Regions from separate parts of the Homo sapiens genome. Here region 2 is linked to region 1. Evidence: chromatin contacts called from ENCODE Hi-C data. All regions are on one chromosome and are shown on one strand. The core of a region is the stretch at or near the end of the contact, and the rest is flanking DNA. Distances in the headings are between cores, read along the strand shown. Region 1 holds the start of LINC00840 (long intergenic non-protein coding RNA 840). Region 2 overlaps LINC00841 (long intergenic non-protein coding RNA 841).

Region 1 (5,757 bases), core at 2,159-4,658:
CTATAAACCAGGATTTGAAGAGTGAATGTGAATTTACAGACCTCTCAGCTCTGCCCACAGGATCCAAATCTGGCAGAATTGTCATCTCTATTGAACTATTACAACTGAATGGTGAGCTCTCCTACCCCCAGATTTACCGTTAATATGTGGTAACCCAACTATAGGAGCCATCTGATAATTCATCCTAGTACGTCAGATTTGGAAAGACCTTTAGGGTCATCTAAACAAATTCCATCTGCTTGAAACGAATGCCACTAAATCACAACTACCACTCTGCCAAGACTGGGCCAAAGTCCAGCTCACACAACTCACCCCACTCAAACAACAGTCCCACACACAAAATGGAGTATCCACTCCTAAAGCTGAGTCAGCCCTGAAAGGTCTGAGGGGTTGAGCAACCTAGCTCAGGCATAACAAGTGACTTTCAGAACTATTACTCAAACTGAAGAGTGTCTGACTCCAACCCATCACTCCCAACCATTATGCTCACCACTGACTCTGAATTCTGGAGAAAATTGTCAATAAAGATGTAGAGGATTGGTGACTCCTAGGTCCATGACACCTGAACTCACCAATTTTAACAACATTGAAAGCAAGAAGGCCAGACATTGTTGCTTCCTGATGTGATGAAGGTACAACAGGAAATGCACAGCATTCATATAAAGTGGCTTTGCCAAAAAAAAAAAATGTGAGTTTAATCAAGCATTGGATATAACCACCTGCAGGAAGCATGGAAGATAAATCTTCAACAAGAGGGCATTTAGCTAAATCCAGAACATAATCCACTGTACAGAAAAATGACCCATGACCAAGTTTTTTCAACAAATAAATGCATTTTTAAAAGAGAGGGAGAAGTATTACAGATTAAAAGAGACCTAAAAGACACCTCACCCAACCACAATGCGTGGACCTTGTCTGCATCCTGAATCCAGCAAAGCACCTGCAAAAGGACAATGATTTTTATATTTAGCTGAGATTCATTTATTATGACTGCAGTATACTATTCCATTCTATAGCTTTTTCCTTTTTTTATTTTTATAGATTTAGGGTGTACAAGTGCAGTTTTGTTACCTGGATAGATTTCATAGTCATGAGGCCTGGGCTTTTGGTGTAATCATCACTTGATTAGTATACATTGTAACTGTTAGGTAATTTCTCATCCCGCATTGCCCTCCCAACCTCCCCCCTTTCTGAGTCTCCAACGTCTGTTATTCCACACTCTATGTCCATGTTTACACATTATTTAGCTCCCACTTATAAATGAGAATACACAGTATTTGACTTTCAGTTTCTGGGTCGTTTCATTTGAGATAATGGCCTCCAGTTCTATACATGTTACTGCAAAAGACATGATTTCACTCTTTTTTATGGCTGGGTAGTATTCCAGGGTGTGTGTGTGTGTGTGTGTATTATACACATTATATATATAATATACACACACACCATATTTTATGTTGTAAAATATATCCATATTTTATGGTGTATATATATATATATCAATACCAATACGGTGTGTGTGTATATATATACTATATTGGTATTTATATATATATATATATATATATATATTTCTAGAATTTGCTTCAAAATACTCCAGGAAAAATAAAACACAGAGTAAAGGGGTAGATGAAGTAAGAATAGCTAAGTACTGATCATTATTGAAGCCAGGTTATGAACAAGTGAGGTTTCATTAGACTATTTGTTCTACTTCTACATATGCTTAAGATTTTCCATAACAAAGTTAAATTTAAAAAGAAGTGATGACACCCGGGAATAGAATCTTAAACCCCAAAACAACACTGTACTCTATATGGAAATGGTCACGCTCTCCCTTTGAAAAGCTTTCTCATCACGGGAGATAAAGTTACCAACTTAGAGAAACCGAAGGGTCTCAGTGAGACACTCCCCAGGAATATACCACAGAAAGCAAAAGCATAATGGCTAAGAGATAAAACCATGGAAAATTTAAGAAAAGATGTATGTTTTAAAATATTAGTGAAACATTTAAATATACATAATGAACTGGGAAAGTATAAAGTACATGTCAAAAAAATCTTAACATTATCATTACATTTAAAATATTATAAGCCTATAAGAAAAAACAGACTATTCCCTCTGAAAGGGCAAAAGATATGAGCAGACAGTTCGTGGAGGGAAAGGAAAGGTATAAAGACAGTGAATATGTATAAGGGAACAAACAAGAGGACAGGTTCACTTGTAATAAAATCAGCACATAATTAAAAAGCACATGAAGGTCTACACATTATTGACAAGATGAGCTCATTGGAGAACATCGCATAGTCCTGCCGTAGTTGAGGGGAAAATGTTCTTCCGCCACACTGCTGGTTCACACTCCCTATTTATATGTAGCAAAAGCTCATTAATGCCCTTTGTTTCAGCAGTTCTTCTTGCAACTATTTATTCATGAGAAGTAAAAATAAGCAAAGGTTTGTCTTACCTACAACAGTAAGTACAGGCAGTTTCCTTTGGCGCTGTGTAAAAATTCGTGCGCAATTCAAGATGATGAGCCCTTGGCTTGAAGTCAGAGGCCTGAACCCTGGTGCTGGCCTACTTTTAGGACTTGGTTTCTTCTTATCCTATGGGCTAAAAGTTAGCACTTAAGTCTACAGCTACTGAAAAACTAGAATAGATCTAAAAGACAAAGTGTTTATTTTTGCTAACATATATAAGTCACCTATTAAAAACCTGCTTATTCAGTAGATATCATTTTGTGCATAAGACTAAAATAATAAAAATAATGATCTTCTTCAGTCTTGAGTCTTGAATCTCAGAATCTTCCTCTGTATAGTGAACACACTGGGATAGTTTTAGATAACACATCCATTGGCTCTCAGTTCTAGTCCAAGATGAAAAGCATATCCTTGTGTGATCCAAGTCATAAAGGTAGAGCCAGTTTCCCTAAGATGTATTCTTGGAATTTTCCAGAAGATTAATTTTTCTCAAGCCTTAGATTGCTACAGGATTGACCTCATGGGCTAACATCCATAAGAGGACGTTACCAGTTGAGAACCCATGGACTTAGAGGTGAAACTGCCTGCAGCTTGCTTCTATCTGAATTTCACCTGAGGTGAACAAATCTGTGCCAGAAGGAGTTGCCCAAGTCTCCATTCTAGAGCAACAGGGCTGTTTTGAGTGCAGTTATGAAGGAGGAAAAGCAGCTCCATGCCTCCATGGAAACCCAGCCTGAAGATCTCAAGATCCTGGTCCCTGGAGAAGCAGATCCATGGCACCGAACCCCACACCGTACAGCCCATCTAAAGGTCAATGGCACCTGTGCGAGAGATATTAAGGAGGAGCAATGGTAGACAAAATCAGAGCATCTATGAGCTGACTCCAGGGGTGAATTTGAGGAAAAGCTTTGGCGTTATCCAGATTAAAATTGAAGTTAAATGCTGCAGCGTTTCCAGAAACATGAGGCACTGGTTTGTCCCCAGGACAGGAAATACTGATGTTGACTTTCATGATGGAAACAATGACTTCTGCCCACTCTCCACCCTCCTTTCTTACACTTAGAAAATCTGGCATTAAAATGAAAGGCAAACCAAAGAAGAAATGGAAGGTGACAACCAGAGAAAAGACCATGTCAGCAAAATCCCGGCTCCAAGTCCTGAGCCCTGGTAGTGAGGATGCATTCACAGGTTGACGCAGAGGGTGGTATTAGGATCTAGGAACAGATCAGGAAATATTGAGTAAAGGAAGCACCTGACCAGGAGAGCCAGGCTGCACTTGGAATCACTGGGGAAGGAGAATCTTGGTTACGTTTGCTTACCAGGATTACCCTCCTGTGGGTTAATCAATCCTAATAGGATGCTGAAGGGTTTTTTTAAATTTTCAATTCAGAGGCCCATTTTAAAAAATATGCTCACTGTTGGTTAAGGCACACAGCTGATTTTGTTAATATATATGAGGATCCATGTCTAAAGAGCTCAAAGTTATTATTAAACTCATAACTACTAAATTAACAAGCACATATATAACATAAACATCCTCAAATACACGACTGTGTCATGTTTAAAACTCTACTTGTTCTCTGAGCACCATTTTATGCAAAACTATCTAAGAAAACAGCTGCCAATTAAATTGGAATAAGATAAAGTCAACCTATGCCAATGAATGGAGCAATATTGGAACCTATTTTCCAGAACTAACTTGATGATCATTCAACAAGAGATTCTGGCAGGAAAAAAGAATATATACATACACACACACACATATACAGGTTCTTTTCAGAAAATGTCTCAAAAATGTGGTCCTCATCATGTGAACACAGTGTTCGTGTGTGTGCTGCCTGATTTGACTCCCAACTTTCTGCCATTGCATTGGTGTTTGGGGGGTTTTGTTCTCATAGTACAGAAAAGCTTTTAATTGTTAAACGTGTGCAAAATAAAATGCAAACTGCACAACTCAATTACTTTCCTTCAAACTGATGGCCATGTTTCTCAGTGTCTGTCAGTTGTTTTAACAAAAACTTTTCTCATCTGCAAAGAATTGAAATTACCCTTTCAACATATGTTTTCCAAAATCCCTGCTCTGTTTTCTCTTTGAAATTCAAAATTACTAATATACCTTACTGCAAATATAAGTGCCTTTCTCCAGAAAGCTCTAGTGGCCAAGTAGAAATGTTTCCCTTCGGATCAAGGAAATGGTATTTTGTGATTAAATTAGTTTGAGCAACACAGCTCTGGGTGTTTTATATCGCAGAGCTGTGATTTTCTAGCAGATGGCTTCGACATTTTTATACTGAGGCAAGTTTTAGTTTTCCAACCTCAGTTAAAATCTTTAAAATGTTTGCTTTAGAAGGAATTACTACACAATGGGAAAAGAACCATATGCAATACCTTATCATTTAGGAAAAATATTCCATTTTGAAACTGAGTTTCATTAAGGCCTGTTTTGTGTAAGCAGGCTGCAGGTTCAGTTGCTACACACATTGTTAGGGCCCTGCAAGTGTCTGTTTTTCGTTACCCTCCCCACACAACCCAGCCCTCTGAACCCCGGCGCCTGCATCTGTGCGCTTACATGCTGTGATTCACTACAATAACAGGAATTTGCTGCTGTTATGATTGAGATAAATCAGCTTTGTGGTCTGGGCAGCCATTCTGATAACCATGACTCCACCTCAAATTTGCTGCCTGGTCTTAAACCATCTGCAATACAGTCTGGTCGATGAAGCAGACACAGAGATACTATATTTTCTTAGGAATTAAAATAAAATAGATACTATGGACCAGGAATTTAACTAACACCTTTCCCTACATTAACTAATTTAATCCTTACAAGATCCTTAGGGGTTAACTCCTTCTCTTATCTGCCTTAGATATAATAAGGGATTGCTCGCCCACAGCACCCCAGTTGGTGTGCAGCTCAGCTTGATCCCTGAGTCCTAGCTCTGAACAGCTGTTATGACATGCTGTCACCTTGCCATCTTGGCTCCAGGGTGAGAACTGGAGTCCCCCACTGTTCATTTCTGTAGTGGGTTCTGAAGGGAAGGAAAACCAGACTTGGTCTTCCACACTCTCCCCAACCCAATCACCTGTGTGCACCTTGGGCTGGGTCCATCACTGGCCATGGCATAGACTGGTCTCTTGGCAAAGCTGAAGGGAGGTTAGCCAACCTGGAGTTTTCTACCTAGTCACCTCCCACTAGCAATGGTAACTGTGACTTCTCTCTCTCTTCCTTCTTACATCCTATTTTCTTATTCTTTTTCTTTCTTTTTTTTTTTTTTTTTTGAGACAT
Region 2 (5,972 bases), core at 1,819-4,318, 100 kb before region 1:
TGGAGATGGACAGAGGGACATTCAGAAAGACAGAAGCAGAAGCGTGGGTTTCTGAGGAGGGCAGAGTTTCTAAGGTGGTGAACAGAAGAGTGGGTAGACTTGAGCCAACAAAGGAAGCCAGGATCAGGCCATTTTCTCACGGTCACCCTGATGATATTGGGAGCACCTTCAAGATAGGACCCTGCAGGGAAAATGTGTCATGAACGCTATGCAACCTGTGGTCATTTCTAGAGCTCGATTTAATTTTTTTCCCTTGGAAGTTATTGGGGCACTCAGGGTACGCAACCCTGAGTGCACAGGCAGAGGAAGTGAAGCTTGGCCTCACGCCCAAGCACAGAGGACTCGGGTCCCAGGGCTCCAGTGTGGAACTCTGCACGTGGTTGCGGGGTGGGTCACAGGTTTGGAGGCGTTAGGGATGGAAATATGCTCAGGGCAGAGCTGAGAAGACAAGAGGTGGCCAAAAGGGAGTGATGGGTAAATGCACAAAGGTGTCCAGGAGGGCCCTGGTGCAGGCTGGCTTCCAGGACACAGCTCTCAGGGTAGAAGGAGCCTTTCTCAGACACAGTGGAGACCAAATCTTTTAAAGTGGCTGGAAGTAGGTGTCCCTGTGACCACCGACCACTGAGGGACTGGACCAAACAGGACAGAGACTGTGGCCCCAAAACACTAGCCCCAGGCTCAGCTGCTGGAAGCTCCAGGAGCTGCCAGGATGCAGGGCCTGCATCAGGACTCCAGGCATGGACCGAAGCTGCTCCTGGATCAGCAGGGAGCTTGGCCAGGCAGGGAAGGTCACGGGCTCATAAGTCTCATGTTCTCTGCCTTCTAGGATGGTTCTCCTCTATGAAGGCAGCCTCGGCTACATTCTGTGTTTTGTTTGCTTACTAAGAGCATCAACACAAAGAGAGAATGACAATGTCCTTCCCCATCCTACTCCAAAGAACTCCCAGAATGAGGACCCAGATGTGCCTGAGTCGCACCCACACCCTCTGATTTATAACTTGCCATAAAAACCACCTGGGGGATTGTCAACCATGCTGCCAGGCAAGGCTGGGTGCTGAGAAGTGGGGGCCACTCCAACATCAGTATCACAGTCAGACACCCTGTTTTCCACTTCAAATTCCAAACATGTGTCTGTGAGTGTGGGGTAGCGGCATGGGCAACAATCTTTCATTTCATTTGTTAGTTGGGGTATTGAGATTAAAAAGCTACTAAACTCAAAATGTGGGCCAGGCAGTCAACATGTAATACCTGGACACTTTGGGCCTCTGTGGACTTGAAGCATCATCAAGACACATCACTTCTGTGGCCAACCTCTGGTCAACAGTTAGCCTTATCTTCATAAATTGCCTCCCCCACAACACAATATTTCTGTGCATTCATAGCTCTGTTTGTCCTCCGTAAATCAACCACAGGCCTGTTTAATTATCCCTCGGCAATTTTAAACAACATTTTTAATGAGGCAGAGAATACATGAGGGCTTGCAAACAGGGCTTAAGGGTCTGCCGTGGGTCACTCTGTGTGTATTTTTCAAAGCCAGCCATTCCCAAGATAAGTCACATCTCACCCGGATCTCGAGGCTTGGCTGATGGGCTTTTGCACTGCATGACCAGGGAGACTCAACCATCAGGAGGCTGCTTTCTGTCAATGGCCTTGAAGTGTGTTCATTATTATAAACACACATGATGAATTAGTGTTGTGGTTATGTAAGGAATTTGGTCATCTTGGCTCTGGCTGTGAAAGCGGCAGAGCTATGGAGAAAGTGAACGAAGGGCCATGCCTTCCACTGAAGCCCAGGCAGCTGGTGTTTGAGCTTCATTAACTTGGAGATCCATAAATCTCTCCCCCTGGTTTCCAGGTCAAAGGGATTGCTGGGTGGAAGAGCTCCAAACCCTCTCAGTTGTGGGAAACATCCCTGTGACTTTGCGGGAAGGTAGGCCTGGCCCCGATGTCCCATAGCCAGCAGGTCACTCTTAAGGGAGTGGTCCAGAGGGTCCCACCCTCTGATGGTCCTGGGCTGGGGTATAACACTCAGCGGAGCTGCAGGAGAGGGGACAGAGTACTTGTTGCCCGGCTGCATTTGTGCAGTACTGGTGCTGGGGCCCCCACACAAACCCAAGCACCAGCCCTGGCACCCAGCTGAGTGGCCAGCCCACAATCCCAGAGATGGCAAGGGCGGGCAGAAGGGGAAGAGTGAAGGAGAAGCAGCAATTGGGCACCAGGCTCCAAAGGCGCTGAAAGACAGGGCAGCCACTAGAAAGTCATGGGGAGCAGATTCCTGAGGGCCTGTCTGCAAATACTTATTTTTCTTTCTTTGAACATTCTTAGGACCACAGAAATGGGAGCAATTTCAAGAGGACAGACAGACTCTGCCCCCTGCCCTGCCAACACCCGCAGCCACGATTGCCTTTCCTCCTCCTCCCCATTCTCCTTTTCCGTCTCGCCGCAAGCCCAGATTTCGTGCTGAGCCCTGCACATGAAGTGTCTCCCTTAAATGTCATAAAGACCCCATTCTACAGATGAAGACACCAACGCATTGAGGGCATGAACAACAAGCCCAGAGGTACCCTGTCCCTCCACAGAGCTGGATCCAGACCCAGTCTAGACCTATTCCAGAGCCCAGCCTCACTGTGTCTGGGGCACGATGGTCCCTGGCCTGGAGTGAAGAACACGAGATCCGAACCTTCAGAGTACGCCTCTCTGCCTCAGCCAAGCTCTCTGTTCTGGAACCTCTGCAGGTTATTTCTAATTGAGAAGGTGCAGCAAAGCAGTTAGGGACCTGGACTCTCAAATCCAGTACAGTCACATGTTCTCAGCCACACGACCTGGGGAAGGCACCCAGCCACTCGCAGGCTGGAAGGAGGTTACAGAGGTCACCGAGGCACAGCCCTCACAGGAGATGTGGGTGGCATGGGCACTCAGGAAGTTAGCTGTTATCAGTCATTATTCCTTGACACCCACTCTGCCTGTTTGTTCCCTCAAACTTCTTGCAAGAGAACTATGAAGAGGTTGGGATTCTTGCTGATTTATGGTCATTACTGATGATGTCACGACTGTCCACTCAGGGCCCAAGGACACCAGGACAAGTTAGCAGCCTGCACAGGAATCCAGGAAGTTGTTATTTTAATCTTTAATGCTAGTTTTTTTTGCCAAGCTAAACAACCCCTATCGGCCCCGTAGTATGTTAACATTTTGGGAAAAATTTATGAACTGCTCCAATCCATTTTTGGTAAAGCCCATTACCTCTGAATATAGAATCAAGGTTCCAATTAAAGCTCTCCATTAGAGAATTAAAGTTATTTGCCAAACCAGAAGAGAAAAAAGATCATTCTTCATAATTTTCAAGTTCATCTGCCTGAAACCAGCAGTCTCCTTCCAGTCCTCAGGCAAGTGATCAACTCATTCAATGTTTCAGAGCATGGACCACAAAACAGAGAAACTTCTGGGAATCTGGACAAAACAGTGCCTCCCCCCAAGGGATCTCAGACAGTCGCTAGGGCTTGCACACACACATATGCGCACATACACACACTCACATGGTTGCTCTAGGATCCTAACATCTGTAGTCAAGGAGGTCCAATGTTTTTAGGAGTAAAAATAAATCCCAATTTCTTCCACTTTGGAAGCTCGTAGACGGCAGGCTTTGTAGGAGAAGTTATTTCAACTGGGTTTAAAAGTTTTGGTACGGTTTTGCCGGATAGAAATAGATGGGCAAATACACAGAGGTTGAGAAGTCCAAGTCAGTGATGCTGAGGGCCCAGGACCATCTGTGTTTGGAGACAGCAGGTGGGAGTGCAGAGATGATGCTAGAAAACTTCCCGAATACATGTTATGATGCTAGGCGTTTATTCTGATAGGTGTATTTTACTTCTGACAGATCTCTGCAAAATCTCCAGCTCCTGCCTTTCTGGGCTTTCAGAATCCAGGACCATATGGGACCCATGGACAGTGCAGGCAGGGCAGGAGGCCTCTCCGGGTGCTGAGCTGCCCCGCCATGGGCCACAAGCTGTGCTTCTCAGCACCAATGGTTGTGTCACTCTCATTGGTGGTGCTGGCTTTAGGAGGATGTTGGGGACTCTTTTTGACTCTCCTTGTCTAGATGCCCACATTCTTTGTTAAGGAGCCATCTCCTTTGCTGGGGTCCCCTCTGCCCTCTCTGTTCTAGGATGGTGGGACTATCTGATAAACTAAGTTTTCCAGGGCAGCCCAGGAGGGAAGGCAGCACATGGCTGCACGGAACCTTCTCTGGAGACACAGAATGAAGACCTACAGCCATGCAACCTCCCTTTACTCAGGTCTTTCCAATAGAGAAACTATTCAAGGAAGCCCCCAGGCCTGTGCACGAGGACAAAGAGCAACAAAGAAATAACAAATGGAGTTCAGTTCTAGGACGCCTGATGTCTGCTTAAGAATAAAGGGGCATTTCATTTTGAGATGGGAAGTGGGGACCCTGGGGCCCTGTCCATTGAAATGACCCTTGGCTTCTAGAAGTAGGGGACAGCCCTTACCCAGCTCAGGCATCACAAAATCCTCAGCCAAGCAGCTGGGGGCCTTTAGGGGTATCGTTGGTGTTGTCCTGCTGCCAGCTCCCCGGCCAGATGGAGCCCAGAGCACCGTGCCAGGTTCTTGAGGGCAGACCCTGCAGGCTGCTGAGTGAGCCGAGGAGGGTCAGAAGATTCCTCCACTGACGGCTTTTGGCTGGTCAGTGAGTGCCCATGACCTTGGAGGAGGAGCCCAAGGCTCTGTCAGGCTCTGTCCCCTGTAAATTATTACATGGCCACCTTGTGGCTCAGAGGGCCCTACCTACTATATGAAAATGATATATCTTGAATGATTTATTTATGTCTTTAACAATCATCTATTGAGCACACGTGGCCATGTGGTTCCTCCCCTTGAGCTCACAATCTAATAAAAATAAATATAAGTTATTTCAGTGCAGTCTAGTGCATGCAGTACCAGCATGTCCACATGACAGGGGCTGTTACAAAGGAGTACGGGATTCCCTTCAGGCAAGCAGGGACGTGTAGAGAGAGGCTGGATAAGCCTCCTCAGGGAGGCGATGCTCTAGGCTTCTGGCTAGGAGTGTGCCAGGCAGATGTCTGTGCAGCCTCATTCCAGCAGCAGAAACACCTACTCCATTGTCCAGATTTGGAACACTGGAGAGGGAAAGGGGATGCGGTTACCAATGATAATCAAACAATAGGCATAAACCAGTGCTGTCCCCAGCCATGTGGGACACGTGTTCACCCTGTGTCTAAACAGAGTGTGCACAGGCATTGGAGGCATGAACAACATCTATTGAATTTGGGCTGCTAGTAACAAAAACCATTGCTAAGTGTGTGTAACTCGAGTCCAAGTCAGCCTCCAGGTGAGGTGCCATTCAGCATCTTAATGCCTCCACCAGGGACCCAGCTGCCTTCTCCTCATGTGTTTCACTGTCCTCACCCTCAGCTTCATCCCAGGGCTGTGGCCCCAGTGGTCTGTCTCAGGGCAGCCAACAGCAACACGCTACAAGCTCTCTTATCCACACCAGTGAGACAGAAAGGAAGTCATCTTCGCTTCAGCCTGACTCTCCACCCCAGGTCAATTACGCAGGGGATGCTGCGTGCAGAGAAGGAGGACAAGCCGCCTTCCTCCCAAGAGCTGGGCAGGGGGTAATGGGACATGAGGAGAGAGCAGGAGAGCAGTACAGGGTGGGCAGTCAGCAGTGCCCACAGCCAGGACAATTCCAGATTCCTGGAGCTGCAGGCAGGGACAGAGGTCATAGGGGAAGGTGAAGAACATCAGAGTACAGGGAGGAGGGAGCAGATTCTGAACAGTCCTGTCCACTTTTAATGGAAAGTCAGGTTGAATTTAAGCTTTGTGCTTTTAGAGAACTCACTCTTGAGATAACATGGAGGGTGGACTAGCAAAGGGTACATTATAGGCGTGGAATCAACAGTAATGCTACGGCAAAATTCAGGTGAAGGGTGATG

Evidence for each region. Hi-C counts contacts between places; a loop is a spot of excess contacts on that map. Pooled maps may share reads with other maps.
Region 2: a map of ascending aorta shows a loop between it and region 1 (1.8-fold over the local background). The contact joins the enhancer-like site here to the promoter of LINC00840 in region 1. A Hi-C loop is called at or near these places in 2 of 168 maps with a recorded cell type or tissue (aorta and ascending aorta) and 3 of 50 pooled maps.

What each region holds. Positions count from the first base shown.
Region 1 is chr10:43,857,062-43,862,818 of GRCh38, reverse strand. LINC00840 (long intergenic non-protein coding RNA 840) reads right to left here and starts at 3,408. Exons shown (of 5, transcript NR_038268.1): 1 at 2,459-3,408; 2 at 892-940.
Region 2 is chr10:43,958,692-43,964,663 of GRCh38, reverse strand. All of the region lies in intron 4 of LINC00841 (long intergenic non-protein coding RNA 841), which reads right to left. Among named protein-coding and RNA genes, the nearest start is that of LINC02659, 49 kb to the right of the region's middle. Within about 2 kb of position 3,068, at least 6 of the 41 ENCODE cell types and tissues checked have a DNase peak (open chromatin) inside an H3K27ac peak, as active enhancers do; they include ascending aorta, where a contact is called at or near this core.